Linked DNA regions of Mus musculus: region 2 is linked to region 1. The links are chromatin loops, found by intact Hi-C in ENCODE. Cell type or tissue: heart. All regions are shown on one strand.

Region 1 (8,000 bases):
GCTAGCCAAGCTACATAGCCAGATCTTGTCTCAAAAAAAGACCCTCACCTTCATTTTATTTTTTCTAAAAAGTTAGCTATATTCAAGATCCATTAGCTCAGCTATGAATGGTAGTGCTGGTATATGCTGTCATCCCATCATCTGGGATGCTAAGACACAGAATTACTGAGTTCAAGGCCATCCTGGTCTATACAATGAGTACCTGGTCAGCTTGGGTTACATAGTAAAACCTTGCCTAAAAGTAAACTTTCATTATCTCAATAAAGCCAACACCTTAAGTCCCATGAAGCTTTTCCTGAGCTTTGGCTGCCTTTGATGTCACTGCCTCTTGTGCCTGTCTCACCAAATGACCAGCAAATGCCATGATGGATGTAAGCTACAGGCTCACTGTTCTGTACTGCACAGAATGGAAAGTAACAAAAATCACATTCCCACCAGGACCTGTTCTAAGGGCTTTATATTAACACAGTAAAACTACATTGTAAGCTTGGTGTGGTGGCCTGTGCTTATAATACACGAACCCAGAAATTGAGGCAGGAGAACTTAATTTGAGATCAGCCTAGGCTATACAGTAAAGTTTGGGCTAAAGAGACAGCATCTCAAAGAAAAGAATAAAAACCACACTATAACCCTCGACATTATTTCCTCTCCTATTTTCATACTGGGTAACCCAATTTTAGTGACTCAAGAGGCCAGTAAGCAGGACTAAAGTTTGACTGGTCCTTGCTCTCTGATCCCTCTATATATGACTGGATACCACAGATATTTCTTTTAAAGTTTATTAATTTTTAAAATGAAAATAATGAACAGGAAAAAAAAAAAAAAGCATGCCATTCAAAATGGTACCCAAGGCAGAGTGAAGCCAGACAGAGCATGCTGGCATACACCAGTATGATAAGGCAAGAGGATCTTGAATTTGAGTCTAGCTTGGTTGAATTTGATTCTAGCTTGGGCTAGTCAGCAAGATCTTGTCTCAAAAGTAATATTAAAAATGTTAGACTGGTTAAAAATGTACTGTTTGCACTAAAAAATGGTTTAGGAAAATTAAAGCATGTACACAACATCTTTAGAATGTAAAGCAGTATGTAGGTTAACTGGCAGCGACAGAAAGCGAACATGTCAGTTCTGAACGTATCACAAGGCTGTAAGGATAAAGGAGCATGCAGGCAGCACTTTGCAGTAAACCTGATTAGCATAGTGAGGCCGCAGTAACGCAGATACCACCATTAATTATATTCCCCAGGCTTGCTCATCTCTACAGCTTTACTCATGTCACCATCCTGTCTAAGTATCCTCTGTTCTTACAATGAGCTGGAGTCACTGACTCTCCCCACGCTATCAGCTAAGCTCAACGTTCTTCAGAAAGTTTCTCTTGACACATTCAGGTTGGCTTTCCTGCCTGAGCAGTTTGGGAAGAGCCTGTCTGTCATCACTTCCCACAGTCTGGTTAGCAGCTTTGTCACTGAGCCCAGGAGCAGTTTCAGGGGGACAAGTTAGGCTCAAAGACGACTGATGTATTAACCAGAAGGCCAATAACTACATCTATACCAAAAGGGCTAGCCCTAGCTGTAACTTTACCAAGCTTAAAGTTCTCATGGCAACACTAAAAGAAAAGTACAATGCTGTGCCCATGCTACAGTTAGATTAGACAACATCCTAAGACCAGAATCTACTACAGCACTTTGAATAGAGCTTGGACCACCTCTTTGGCAGAAACTTCCAGATGAAACTATGAAGGGTATAAGGAAGGTGGCCCCTCCCTTTGATCCTGCAAGGACTGTGCACCACCACTCCTGGTCTGGACTCATACAGAGAAACCCTCACACCGCCTAAGTTAGCTCTCTTGCACCAGCCACTCCAACTTCTACAGATATCATCCCAAACCTCTCCCGGAAACACAAGTCTTTCTTGGAGTATACAAAATTAGGTTTAAGCTTTCTGACCACAAACACATTCCAAACATGCCTTCCTTGGGGTTATAGCTGGGTCAGTTTGGCTTGAATTTAAAGTTTTCCCTGAAATTTGTCAAACTCTATTTACAAAACGTCTCTTGGCTTATGTCTGCATCTCCTCTATAGATAGCAAATTTGTATTTATTTTTTTATTTTATTCTCTGATGGTCATTTATTCAACAAATTCTCAACTGTTTCCAGAACAGTATGTTCTAGACCCCGATGATAAACACAATGAACAAAACAGGCAAAATTTCTGAAACCTTGCACAACTTTTTTTGGTGTCTCTCTCTAGGTACTTTAGACACTTCATAGACAGTCTTCTCCAAGCTGTGTCTCTTAGCTAACAATGGCGTAGATGTCTGTGAGCCAGCTAAATTCACTGGGTTACTTTCTTCCTAACTAGAGTAGGACTAGAACAGTCCCTGAGAAAAAAGATGCAAAATCTAATCAAGGTATAGGGGAGGCCAAGTATGACCTCTAATTCCAGCACTCAGGAGGCAGAGGCAGGTGGATCTCTCTAAGTCTAAGGCCAGCCTGGTCTACAGAGTGAGCTCCAGGACAGCCAGGGCTACACAGAGAAACCCTGTCTCAAAATAAAACAACAAAAATGTAGGGAAGAATACAAATGACAAGAATAATCTTAAGTCAACAAGGAAAATGAGATTGTGGGATGGCAGCTAGTAAAAACTTTAGATTCGGGCTGGAGAGATGGCTCAGTGGTTAAGAACACTGACTGCTCTTCCAGAGATCATGAGTTCAATTCCCAGCAACCACATGCTCAAAACCATCTGTAACGGGATCTGATGCCCTCTTCTGGTGTGTCTGAAGAGAGCAATGGTATACTCATATACATAAACTAAATAATTCTTAAAAAAAAAAAAAAACTTTAGATTTATCAGACAGGCCACAGTGATGAAGGATCTGCATCTAGGGGTCATTTAGAAGGAAATAAAGAATTGACATAGAGAAAGCAGAGATATGTTGTCATATGCCTATAGACCCAACAACTGGGACGTTGATGCCTGAGAATCTCAAGTTGGAGGCCAGCTTGTGTACATAAAAGACTCTCAAAAACAAACAAACAAACAACAGAAAAAGCAAAGCTGAAGTTAGGATGGAAATGTCACTCTAAGGACCCAAGGGGCAAGGAGATAAAGTGGAGACTACCTCCAAGTCTACTCTGGATGTGAAGGGAAAAACATGAATCAAGGGTTGGGGAGAAAGCATGAGGCAAGGCCTTACAAAATAGCACTAGACAGACAAGGTAAAATAGGGCAAAAAAGACCAGGTAAGAAAATAGACACTACTGCTCTAAAGTAGGAAACCAAGAGCAAGGCTGGTTTATAACAAGAATGGCTGCCCTCACCAAATATTTACAAAGTCACAGCATCTGGGGAGGTAGCTCAGTGGTACAGTACACACCTAGCATACTCAAACTTGTAAGTTCAGGCCTAAAGATGGCTCAGAGGTCAAGAGTACTAGCTGCTCTTGCAAAGGACCTGGGTTTCTTCTCATCACCCACATGATAGTTTACAAACATCTGTAACTTCAGACCCAGAGGGTCGGAAGCCCTCTTCTGGTTTCAGTGGCTTTGTATGCTCAGGGTGCAGTCTTCAGACAAAACACTCTCATACATATAAAACAAAAACAAAAATAAAAATAAGGGCTGGAGAGATGGTTCAGAGGTTAAGAGCATTGACTGCTCTTCCAAAGGTCCTGAGTTCAATTCCCAGCAACCACATGGTAGCTTACAACCATCTGTAATAGAATCTGATGCCCTCTTCTGGTGTGTTTGAAGACAGCTACAGTGTATTCAAATACATAAAATAAATTAATAACTATTAAAAAACAAAAAAACAAAAATAAATAGAATCTCAAAGTCTTGAGTTGTATCATAAAGAATGACAAAGAGGAAAAACAACTACACAAAGTGAAAAGAAAACAGAAAAAAGCAAGCAGTGACCACTAGATCAACCAACTCGGGGGCCTCACTGAACAATATCTGTAGAGAAAACGTTTAGAGCACAACTCTACACTTCAGGTTCTTTCTGAATTAATACTGAGAGAACCCAGCAATGGGTTCTTCTTACTCCAAACAAAGCAATTCCTTATTCTAACCAACATTCTTTGTCCATCTAGGAAGGTCATTTTTTTCCACTGAGGAGAAAGTCTCACAGGAAAGGGACAGAGTGGACACACAAAACCCATGGGATGTTGGAGCCTGCTAGTGACTTCCCTGGAATGCAGAAGACCTAGGAGACGCACAGCTCCTGCTATAGTAGGCTTCAAGTTCTCAACAGAAAAATTATTTAGCAAAGTATTTTGTATTTGTTTTTTTTTTTAAAGGATGCTTAAAGCATGCGGTCTTCCAAAAATCCAGAGATAATTTTAGATTGAAAAAAATCTAGGCTTGCCAAGGGAATCTGAGAACTTTTCTATCTTGGTCTCCAATGCTAACCTACGTATTCGTGTGCAAAAATAGAGGAAGATTAGAATCTCAAATGCCAGACTGAAAAGTTGCCACAACAAACTTGCACTCTTCATATGGAGTCTGTGATCTTGTCAGCAAGAAAGCAAATAAAACAGCAATAAAACCTTGTTTAATATGTATATCTTATATGTATATGTATCACACACATAAATATCAAATATAAAGAAAGTATTCTCTGAACTTGTAAAAGAAATGATCTTTTTAAAGATTACAAGGAAAAACTTACTATTTTCAAGGCACATAAAAACCTCCAAACGCACACCGAATCAAGCTCGCAAGTAGTCTTTTACAAATACATTCTTAGAACTTTAAGCCTAAAATAAGATAATAAGACAACAATGGTTACCTGGATGACTATACTGCCACTTGGGAAATATGTCTTAAAAATAAAAACAAATACAAAGGCAAGGCCTCTTGGCCTGTGTCTTTAATTCTAGCACTTGAGAAACTGAAGCAGAGAGATCTCTGTGAGCTTAAGGCCAATCTGGTCTACACCGTGGGGGTCTGTTCAAAATAAGTATGAGTAAATAAACAAATTTTTTAAAAAAGGTTAAAAATGTTAAAGCAATTATGAGAAGCAAACACAGATGTAATTTTCTACAACAGTGCGTTTGAGGTTTCCAAGCATATCCACAAGGAGAAAAACGGAATGTTACCTTTGACCCCCATTTGTAAATTTAGCCGAAGACAATAATCAAATAAATCCTTTTTGCCACAAGTGTTTTTTCTTGTGACAGGGACAATCAAATATTCATTAGAGTTTGGATAAATTATGGTACTCGATGTTCTACTACAAAACCTCTAAGAGTGACAGTATATATATCTGCACTTACTGATGTCACCAAAATGTTAGGAGCGGTTGTCACCGAGTCGCCGTGGTCATTTTCCCTCCTGACACTTTGTATACAGTGGCGAGTGTTTTTTACAAGGACAGAAGAATGAATCGCTTTCATAATGGCAACGGGTGGGGAAGGGCAAGGACAATCTATTTTCAAACTGGGGGCTCCCCAGGCTGATCGTTTCCCAGGCAATTTTGGTTAAAGTATAAACAAAATTCTTATCATGCCAAACAGGCATGCTCTTTTTCCCCTGCTCCACGAGGAGCAGGAAGACACACCCCTGACCCCGGCGCTCGCCCGACGGGTGTGGGTCCTTCCTCAGTCCTAGCCCAGCCTCGGCCCTCCTCTGACCCCCGCCGCGCCCACGGGCTCAGAGGGAGCCAGGAAGGGGCGCGCGGCCGGCCGGGGAGCCGCGGGGCGGCCTGAGGGCAGCGGCGCCCGCCTGTGCCCGTGGACCCAGGTCGCCCACAGGCCGCCAGCCCCGGGCGCACGGCGCCCCGAGCTTCCGGGAGCGGATCCCCCGCGGCGGCCCAAGGCAGCCGCGTCCTTCAGCGCCAACGCGCCCCTCAGGGTCTCGTCCCGGGCGCGCGCCGAGAGGCCCCTCCGGGCTTCCGTCCGCCCGGCCAGCGCCCGCCGAGCCCGGCGTCCTCCACAGCAGGCGGGCGAGGGACGGCGCCGAGGGAAGCGGCACCCCGCGAGCTCGCCTCGATGCCAGTCGCCCTTGCGACCCGCCGCCCGCTACCCCTAGCCAGTCCCCGCCGACCCGAGCCCGCTGGCGACCGTACCTCACCTGCGAAGCGCCCCGGCTCCGGCGCACCGCCCGGACCGGCTGTGTACACCGGAAGTGACGTCGGCGGGCGGCCCCGCCCCCGCCCCAGGCGGTCGCTGCGGTTTCCCCGGCCGGAGCCCACCCTCCCCTCGTGCTGGATGGGCGGCGGCGAAGCTCTGCGTTCCCTCCCTGTTTCCAGACCTAGTCGGAACCCTGCTGAGGGGCTCGGTTGCGTCCTCGCGTATTTATCATTGAAATTAATGATAGAACCATTGATCGCTAGACATCACACCTGACAGACGATGTAGGAGCGGGATAGTACTAGCACCCTCAGGGATTGCTTCGTGAGCGGTGCCAACAGAATACTACTGTCACAAATCACTGTAATGATGTAGTGCCATTTGTGGCAGATGGTAGGAGGGGAAAGTAGAAGAGAGAAGGAGAGAGTACCCCGACCCAATGGAAGTGGATGTCCAGATAATTACCCTCCGGGTTAGATCAAGAGCTAAGATCCCTAAAAGAAAAAGGAAAAAAAAAAAAAAAAAAAAGGAATTTTAAAACAAAACCTGAGGAGGACTACATGACAGCACACAGCAAAACACAAATAGGCGAAAGGGACCCGAGATCGTAGCTCGGAGATAGAGTACTACTCAACTTGTCAGGGGCACATATTACAGCCCCAGGGTTTTGCAATGAGAGTTTGGGAGGTTAAGACACATGTTTTAGGCTGGGAGTGGTGGTGCATACCTTTAAGTCCCAGTCACTCAGAAGACAGAAGCAGGCAGATTTCTATGAATTTGAACCCTGCCTGGTCTACATAGCAAATCCAGGGCTAGCCAAGGCTACATAGAACCTGTCTCAAAAAAAAAAAAAAAAAAAAAAACCACACACACACAAAAGGTGAATAATTATCAAATGTTTCATTGTCAGAAAACTAGAGAAGATAGGATTTATCTAAGAACATTCCAAACTCCCTGTTTTAAACAAGGGCTTATTTGGCAGTACTTGGGAAGCTGTCAGGATTGCCCAGACTCGAGGTCTGAAACCCGGAGGCAGGAATGGTTGTATCAGGCTGAAATCCAGTTTAGTGGTAAAGCACTTACTTAGCACAGGACAGGCATTGGGTTCACCCTCAGCATTAGGGGAAAGTATGGATGTAGATTTTGATGCAGTATTTGAAAACAACAAAATCTTTCAGGACTGGGTTGTGCTTGGCCCCAGATCCTAGGGTGCTAGAGACTCAGTGATCATTAAAGGTCCACCCAGGTCAGGGGCTACAAAGTTGACGTTCTCACAGTGATAAAGATGAAAGACATAAACACTTAGAGGAGTAACTGAAATGAAGGCAAATTTATTACAGAGAAATAAAGAAAAGTTAAAAAAGGGTGGTTGTGGGGCTGGTGAGATGGCTCAGTGGGTAAGAGCACCCGACTGCTCTTCCAAAGGTCCTAAGTTCAAATCCCAGCAACCACATGGTGGCTCACAACCACCCGTAATGAGATCTGATGCCCTCTTCTGGAGTGTCTGAAGACACCTACAGTGTACTTACATATAATAAATAAATAAATAAATCTAAAAAAAAAAAAAAAACGGTGGTTGTCTGAGTCTCTGTCTCAGGCCAGCCTGGTCTACAGAGTGAGTTCCAGGACAGTCAGGGCTATACAGAGAAGAAACCCTGTCCAAAAAAAAAAAAAGGTGGTAGTAGTAGTGGTATACACAGGGGGGAAAAAAAAGTAGCACATTTACTATGTTCTGGGGCCTGGGCAATGGCTCAGTGGTTAAGAGCACTGGTACTTCTGGCACCCACCTGGTGGTTCACAACCATCATTACTCCAATTCCAGGTGATCTGATACCCTCTTCTGACCTCCTCAGGCACCAGGCACACATACAGGCATGTAAAGCACTCATACACATAAAAGAAAATAAATCCATTCAACAAAATAAA
Region 2 (8,000 bases), 57 kb before region 1:
ACTCCCCACTCATCATCCAAAAGTCATCCTCCTGCTGTTATGTCATATATTGGCATGTGTGGATAATGTAATAACACATGTATGTGTTGGTCTGGTGAGATGGCTCAGCAGGTAAGAGCACTGACTGCTCTTCCGAAGGTCCTGAGTTCGAATCCCAGCAACCATAAGGTGGCTCATAACCATCTGTAGTGAGATACAACGCCCTCTTCTGGTGTGTCTAAAGACAGCTACAGTACTTACATATAATAATAAAAAATAAAATCTTTGGGCCAGAGAGAGCGGAGGTCCTGAGTTCAATTTCCAACAACCACATGATGGCTCACAGCCATCTGTACAGCACAGAGTGTATGCAATAAAAGCCACCCTTTTCACCAAGATGGTACCGAAAGCGAAGAAGGAAGCTCCTGCCCCTCCCAAAGCCAAAGCCTTGAGAGCTAAGAAGGTGGTGCTAAAAGGCGACCATAGCCACAAAAAAAGATCAGAAAGTCACCCACCTTTCAGCGGACCCAAGACCCTGTGGCTCCAAAGGCAGCCAAAATATCCTCGAAATAGTGCACCCAGAAGAAACAAGCTTGACCACTGTGCTATCATCAAATTCCCACTGACCACCGAGTCAGCCATGAAGAAAATAAAGGACTACAACATGCTTGTGTTCATTGTGGATGTCAAGGCCATCAAGCACCAGATCAAAGAGGCCGTGAAGAAACTCTATGACATTGATGTGGCCAAAGTCCATACCCTGACAAGGCCTGACAGAGAGAAGAAGGCGTATGTTCGCTTAGCTCTTGATTATGATGCTCTAGATGTTGCCAACAAGATTGGGGTCATCTAAACTGAGTCCAGATGGCTAATTCTAAATATACACTTTTTTTCCCACCATAAATAAATAAGTCTTTTAAAAAATATGTGCATGTTTGTGAGAGACAGACACAGGGGGAAGGGTGTCTTGTTTCTGTAACCCATAATGGTGTAAGCTTAAGGATCCTCTGTCAGCCTCCTAAGGGACAGCAAGACAGACATGTACACCCATGGTTGGCTGAATAAACTCTTGATTAGTTTGCTGACAATTATTTTCCTAAAAATGAAGTAACACTCCCACTTCAGCATTCCCAATGAGCACATACTTGTACAGGCCCAACATCTCTAACCCAAAAACAGGAAATGTTCAAAATACAAACTTTCTGATGCTACAGTGACAACACAAGAGAAGAATTCCACAGATGATCTCAAGTGCAAGGTCACAGTGAAAATTCAGAGCACCACAAATACTATGTAATACTATGCAAAACCAGCACTGGCCTAGGGCACAGCAGTCTGAAACACAGGTGATCATGTATTTACACTTCATTCTCACAATACCTCATCATACCCATGGGCAAATACTTTCAAAACAAAACCAAAACGGCTGGAATCGGAAATACTTCTGGTCTCTAGCATTTCATGTCAGACACTTGATCTTGGCTTTCCAAGAGAAAAAACAAAACAAAAGAAAACCTCAAAGCAAAAACCAATTTTTATCATTACAAAAAGCAGACAGCAGAGGGAGCCTTTGCAAGCAGTAACAGATGCCATTTCAGAAGGTACAGTAAATTACAAAGGAAATGAACCACACAGGCAGTGAGTGTTCTGTCAGTTTTGTTCTCAGCCTGCAGGCCTCATGCCTTTCCCACATGCAGACTGTGTTTTCCCAAGTGTGGCCTCTGGCCACCTGCACCAGGATTACCTGAGGTGCTTATTAAGCATGCAGATTGCCAGCATCCCCTGAGTGTCAGAAATCTCCATCTTCAGCTGGCTCTCAGGGGTCTGCTACCTTCAAAGTTTGAGAAACCAGGCTTTAAAGACTTGGAGCTGCCAATCACCTCTGACCCAAGGTAGAAAATAAACTAGCTTTGTAGAAGCTGTTTATGATCACCCAATTCTATATAAGTTATGTCTGTTTTTCTCAAAATGAGAATCCATATAAGGTCAATGTTTTCCAATGAGCTAGGTATGATAACATACATAGGTAATCCCAGTTCAAGAGGTGGAGGCAAAAGAATCAGGAGTTCAAGGTCATGTTTAGATACACAGTGGGCTTTTAGGCCACCCTATGTTTATGTAAGACTCTGTCTCAACAACAATAATAAAAACTTTTGAATGAGAATTAAATTAGGAATTCAAATTGCAGAGTGCTGGCCCAGAATGCCTGGGTTTGGTCCCCAGCATCCTGTAAAACTGAGCTTGGCAATGCATACCTATAATCCCAACACTTAGGAGGTGGAAGCAGGAGGATCAGAAGTTCAAGGCTATCCTTAGCTACAAGGTTGCCCTTCACTACAAAGCAAGTTTAAACAAGCCTGGAATACGTGAGACACCATCTCAAGATAGACAGACAGACAGACACTGAGAGTTATTAGAGGGTTAAAAAGATGACTCAGCCAGTAAAGGCATTTGCCAGCAAATCTAATGACCTGAATCCAGTCCCCAGAATCTACAAAGACAGAGGGAGAGAATGGACTCTTCCTGCAAGGTGTCCACTGCCCTCCACATAAATATATTAAAAAAACAATTCAGCTTCAGCTTCATTTTCTGTATACACTTTTCTCCAAAAACCTTGTGTGGTTGCTTCTCAATCCAAAAGTCTCTTGGCCTGTTTTTCTGTAATATAGCTCAAACCAGTACTTGCCAATATCCCTTACTGCTATCTAAGTGAAACTAATTATTTTAGGGCAAAATGAATCTTTTGATCTTTCCCTTTACTTGCTGTGATCACTGTGAGGTTACACCTTTTCTCATCTCCTTGTGCAGTGTCTTCTTTCCTCATGTATGAGGTCATATCCCTGGCCTGCTTCCTTGTTTATAGGAGCTTTTGTCTTAGAAAACAAACTATGAATAACCCTTTATCTTTTGAAGTGTTACAAATATAACAAAAAACAGTTTTGTTTGTCCCCAGATTTACAATGAGAATGAATATATAATGATATAAGCTCAAGCTTATCAGGGTTGTAACTGAAAAGATAGACTTGAGAGAAAATTCTAGTCTCTCCTCAGCTTTAGAAAAATAAAGGGTGACTCAGTGAGAGCAAAAGACACTAAACCCTGTGGCTTCAGTAAGAAGATAACACTGCTCATTATGGTCTATTACTTATATGCCAGTTGCCTGTGGTCAAAGGAGCTCTTTCTCAGAGGTCTTAGATTCACCATCATAGCCAAGCCAAACAGACTCCAACACCGCCCTGCTACCTGAGAAGTGCACAGGTAGCAAGCACTACTATGTCAGGTTGCAAAGATGTGAAAGATACACAGCCTTCAGAGTTTAGGCTTCTATTAAAAAGAGTCATGTTACCATGTGGATGGGACTTGAACCACAATTCTGGAACCTTCAAGACTGATCTGGGGTGCATAGGCTTCTTTATTTTCAATCTGTGCTGTGTCAACAACCACCTAGAAAAGAAACAAAGACAACCGCAGTTCAGAGAGATTTCAGTATCAAACATTCAAATACATAAGCGTATTAGTCACTCAGTAACCGGCAGAACTGTCTGCAGCACATCTGCACTGCAGTGAGACCAGTGAGACCCCCAGAGATAACAGCAAGCAATGATGCGCAAACACACAGAAACCAAACTCTAATTGTGGGGTCTACTCGATTTTGTAGGCATTTTCTACACTGTAGTTGTTCTAATTACAAATTATTCAAGATAAATGTGGTTGTATATTTCTGTCATCCCAACACCTGTGAGGCCATGGCAGATGGATGAGTTTGCAGTCAGCCTGTGCAATATGTGACCCTGTCTCAAAATGAAGAAATAAATAAGTCTGGAGAGCTGGCTCATATGTTGAGAGTACTTCCTGTTCTTTCAGAGGACTTGAGTCCCAACACACATATCAGGCTGCTTGCTCACTGCCACCTGCAACTCTAGTTCCAGGAGATCCAATGCTCTCATTTGGCCTCCAAAGATAATACACACACACAAAATTTAACTTAAAAATAAAGTCCTAAGATAAAACTTTAAATGGGAAAGGACTGGAAAAAAGAGAAAAAGAAAGTGAAGGATAAGAGAAAGAGAAAGGGAAGAGAGTTGATGCATCTTTTATTTTAGGAGTTTGTTCTTGTTTTGATCTTTTCAAGACAGTGTTTCTCTGTATAGCTATGGCTGTCCTAGACCTTGCTCAATAAACCAGGCTGGCCTCAAATTCGGGGATCCACCTGCCTCTGCCTCTGCCTCTACCTCCTGAATGCTGAGATTAAAGGTATGCACCACTACACAGCTATTTTAGTGTTTTTGTTTTTTTAAACGTTATATACGTGAAAGAAAAAAAAGATGTCAGAAACTGAACCAAGCTGGGCCCAGTGATGCAGACCTGTTTTCTAAGCTCCTTACAAGGGTGAGGCAGAAAGACTACAAATTCAAGGGCTGGGGATATGGCTCACTAGTAGAAAAACACATCTCCATTTTGGAAGGAGTTAAGCTACGCATAGGTACTTTTCATGATTCCAAACACAGCTTCCAGTGTGTTCATTTCCACGGTTATAAATAAACAGGGTTCTTATGGCTGGACCTTTGAGAAACATTTCCTGTCCAAGGAACAGCCTTTGTTGGACCTGACAGGTGTTTCCTCTCTCCTCCTCCTATGGCTATGGTCCTAAACGCCTTTGTCAGCTACAACAAAGGCCCTACCATCAATGGTAGGGAAGTAAAAAGTTCCTGGATTCTGCGTATAATTACACTCCCCCCACCCCTTAGCTTAAACTGATTTCTCAAAACTGCCTTCTCCTGCTGTACTCTGTGTTCTGGAGCACACATTGCCATAGTGCCAGCTTCAGCTGACACAGTCCTGGTCTCCAGGAAACTGGCTCAGTCTCTCTATTATAGGTTAGCAGAGTGACCCTTGTTTCTTGCTTTTCTTTCTATATGAATCTTCAAGGAAATGGAGCCCAGGTCTGTACACTGTCTCTGAAGTAATCTGCATGAAACAGGGACAAAGACAATTTTAATCTGTTTTTTTTTCATGAATAAAGCAGAAATCAGACTACAAAGAGTACCTATAAAAAAGTTTTTTATTTATTTATTTTTTAGACAGGGTCTCACTCTCAAACCATGAATATGAGGCAGAATCTAGTACATACAAGCTACTTGGGTCGACATGGCAGACAATAAAAGCTAACAGTGATCACAGATGCTGAGCTCTGGACCTGGTCTGACTTCACCTGAAGTTTCTTTAGTTTTTATTTTCCTTCCCTTTTCTCTGACAGGTAAAAGATAGATTTTTACCTGAAGCAGATACTGCCACTTTCTTGTACAAAAGGTAATGGGCAGAGAGCTAGGATAGGAAATGATTGGGTTGGGGCCCTAGCTCACCTTTACAGGGGCTGACCTGTAAAGGTGAGAAGAACAAGCCACATTTAGAGAGGTCAGAGAACAGGCAGAGTACAGAGGACTGAGATAGGAGGCCACCAGCCCAGCTCACTTGAGCAACAGGAAACTCCAGTGTTGCTGCAGATCAGTCAGGCCAGTCAAGGCCCACACAGGCAGTACTAATGTGTTTGTTACTCTAAGATGAGGAAAGCGTACAACATCACCATTTTGTAAATAGATTCCCAGCAAATACAGGTTACAAAGGTATTAAAACAAACAAACAACAAAACTTTCAGTTCTGAAGAGAGAGCAGGGTCTTCCTATGTATCTCAGGCTAGCCTCCAACTCTTCCTTTTGCCTCAGTCTGTGCAGTGTTTTGCATTGTGCTCTCATGCTCTCACATATACTCACCAGCCCTGCCTGGCCGAACAGCAGCTGCACAGCAGTCTTACAGGCACCCCGCCACATGGACGGGCACACCTGATTCAGGACTTCAGTCACAGGAAGATCATCCCTAGGTGTGATTCCATTGTAGCAGCCTGCTTCCTTGATGAGCTGTAACATGGTATGCTACAGATTGACAAGAGAGAGGACAGTTCACATCTCAAGACTCTTGACACTGGCAAGGCTACAAAACTTATAGGGGTTATTTATGCAACCACCCTCAAGAGAGGCACTCTGAGAGCACCCAGATCATGCCATTTGGAAAAAAAAAAGTTTTTGGAGGCAGGATCTCACTATGTGTCCTTGGCTGGCCTAGAACTCTCTTTGTTCTGAGAGAGGCCAAGTTTCAGGTCCAGGCATATTACTTTGGGCTTCAGTTCCTTTGTCAAATTGGAATGGGGGAATACTCATGCCTCAATGAGACACTTAATTAAATAAAACAATGTATGAGAAGCACTTTGTTGTATTTCCCATGATGCTTTACAACTGATTATTATTACTGCACTAAGATTTCTATTACTTAATTCTCAAAACTCCACCAGCAACTATTAAGCATCAACAGCTCATGGTGTACTCTCAAACTCTTAAAGATCTGAACAAAATTATTAATAAAACTTGCTCAGTAAATGTCTTCTTATGTTATCCCAGGGTAAAGTGTGGCTCAGTGTCTGCTTTGCATATGTAAAGCAGAGTTAAACCCCTAGCATCATACACAAAAAAAGGAGAGACATCACAGGCCTACATTTGGCCATCACTGTACTCAGAAAAGTTAGAGCCTCCTTCCATGATTCCCATTTTAGTTTTTAAATGTATATTCTTCAAAAGCCCTTGAGTTTCCTGTAACAGCTCTATTCCAAGTTCATGCTCAGGTACTGGAACCCAGGGAATCCACAGAAAGATACCGTCTTAAGCTTCAGATTGTCGGCAGCCGACTCATTAAAGGAGACCCCCTTCAGGAAGTGCGATCCTATCTGCACAGGAACCGTGGGGAGCTCACACTGCATGGGCTGTGGGGGTGTCTGCCTTCGCCCTGTCTGCTGAGCTTCCGCCTCACTGCAGCAGCCCTGGAAGAAGTTTGAATAGGGGAGTGGAGGTGATCCACAGCTCATGTGATGAGCATTTGGTACCCACACGACTGAGTGAACAACTCCCATAAAGTCCTAGAGCCGCTGGAGAGAAAAGTGTACCTGCAAACTTGCTTCAATGGCCTTTGGGTTTAGATGGAAGCCAGCTTTCATTGCATATTCACAGTGGCCTAAGCTTTCCAAAGCTATTTTATAAGCCTGTAAGAATCAAGATCATGTAGCAGATTAGAATATGACAAAGTCTGACAAAAATAGGAACTTAACATTTCTACAGTTGTGGGGAGTGGATCTGGAAGGAGTTAGTTAAGGAGAGTGGAGTGAATACACTGTATGTATACATGAAATTCTTGAAAAATAAATACATTATGTTAAAATTTTCCTACAGTTATTGAGACTTGAGGACCTATTATTACTGTTACCTTTTTGAGTGGTCCAACTTCCCCCTTGGTGACTTGCATCTAACAGTATTGACAACACACTTACCTGCAAAGCACTGTCGATTTTTATGTTTAGCTCTTTTAGCTGGTGCTCAGGAATTGCTGCACTTTGAGAACAAAAGAGTTGTTGGACTTCGATTCCTGCCAGGCATCCATCACAGCCTCTCTCTCTCAATCTAGATGTCGCCTATGACATAAATAGTAACGAGTAGGTAAAGAAAGGCAATTATAGTTACTAGTAAAATTCAAACAGTACCAGCAGCGACAAATCCCATACCTAAAATGAACTACGTGAGCTGGATATACACCAGGGTTTTGGACCAGTCACACTACAAAGTCAGACTGAAACTTTACAGACTTAACTTTTGGAGATGATCTTACCATGTAACCCAGGCTGGTCTCAAACTTACAACTGGCATGCCTCAGCCTCCTACGCACTAGGATTACAAGCCTATACTGCCACCTCTAGCCAAGTAACATTTCTAGGAGTTAAGTCTCTATTCTTCCAGGTCAGGATAGAAATGTTAATATTTACAAAATGCACAGAACTGCAGGAAAGAAAACTAACAGCTTTAATGCTGTCAAGCTCAAGGTTTTCAATTTCACAAGCCATGTGTGCACACCAGGCTGTCTGTCTAACCAAGCCCTGAAACCTAATACATAGACTTAAGATTAAAACCAGCTGACTTCTAAGA

What was found. Peaks named below come from ENCODE experiments on the same cell type or tissue, not always from the same donor. Only the 100,000 strongest peaks of a DNase experiment are listed, where the experiment ranks them.
Region 2: it touches region 1 in a loop (8-fold over the local background); 15 of 42 quality-filtered maps call a loop at or near these places.

What each region holds. Positions count from the first base shown.
Region 1 is chr7:34,307,417-34,315,416 of GRCm38, forward strand. It overlaps Garre1 (granule associated Rac and RHOG effector 1), which reads right to left and starts at 6,131. Exons shown (of 14, transcript NM_172741.3): 1 at 6,076-6,131. In heart, CTCF peaks have their summits at 2,763 (motif pointing left) and 3,747 (motif pointing left); DNase peaks (open chromatin) are centred at 5,605 and 6,115; H3K4me3 peaks cover 3,501 bases; H3K27ac peaks cover 2,411 bases.
Region 2 is chr7:34,250,662-34,258,661 of GRCm38, forward strand. It overlaps Garre1 (granule associated Rac and RHOG effector 1), which reads right to left. Exons shown (of 14, transcript NM_172741.3): 4 at 7,352-7,492; 5 at 6,971-7,066; 6 at 6,686-6,847; 7 at 5,751-5,909; 8 at 3,326-3,423. Among named protein-coding and RNA genes, the nearest start is that of Gm12758, 20 kb to the left of the region's middle. In heart, a CTCF peak has its summit at 1,531 (motif pointing right); a DNase peak (open chromatin) is centred at 4,640.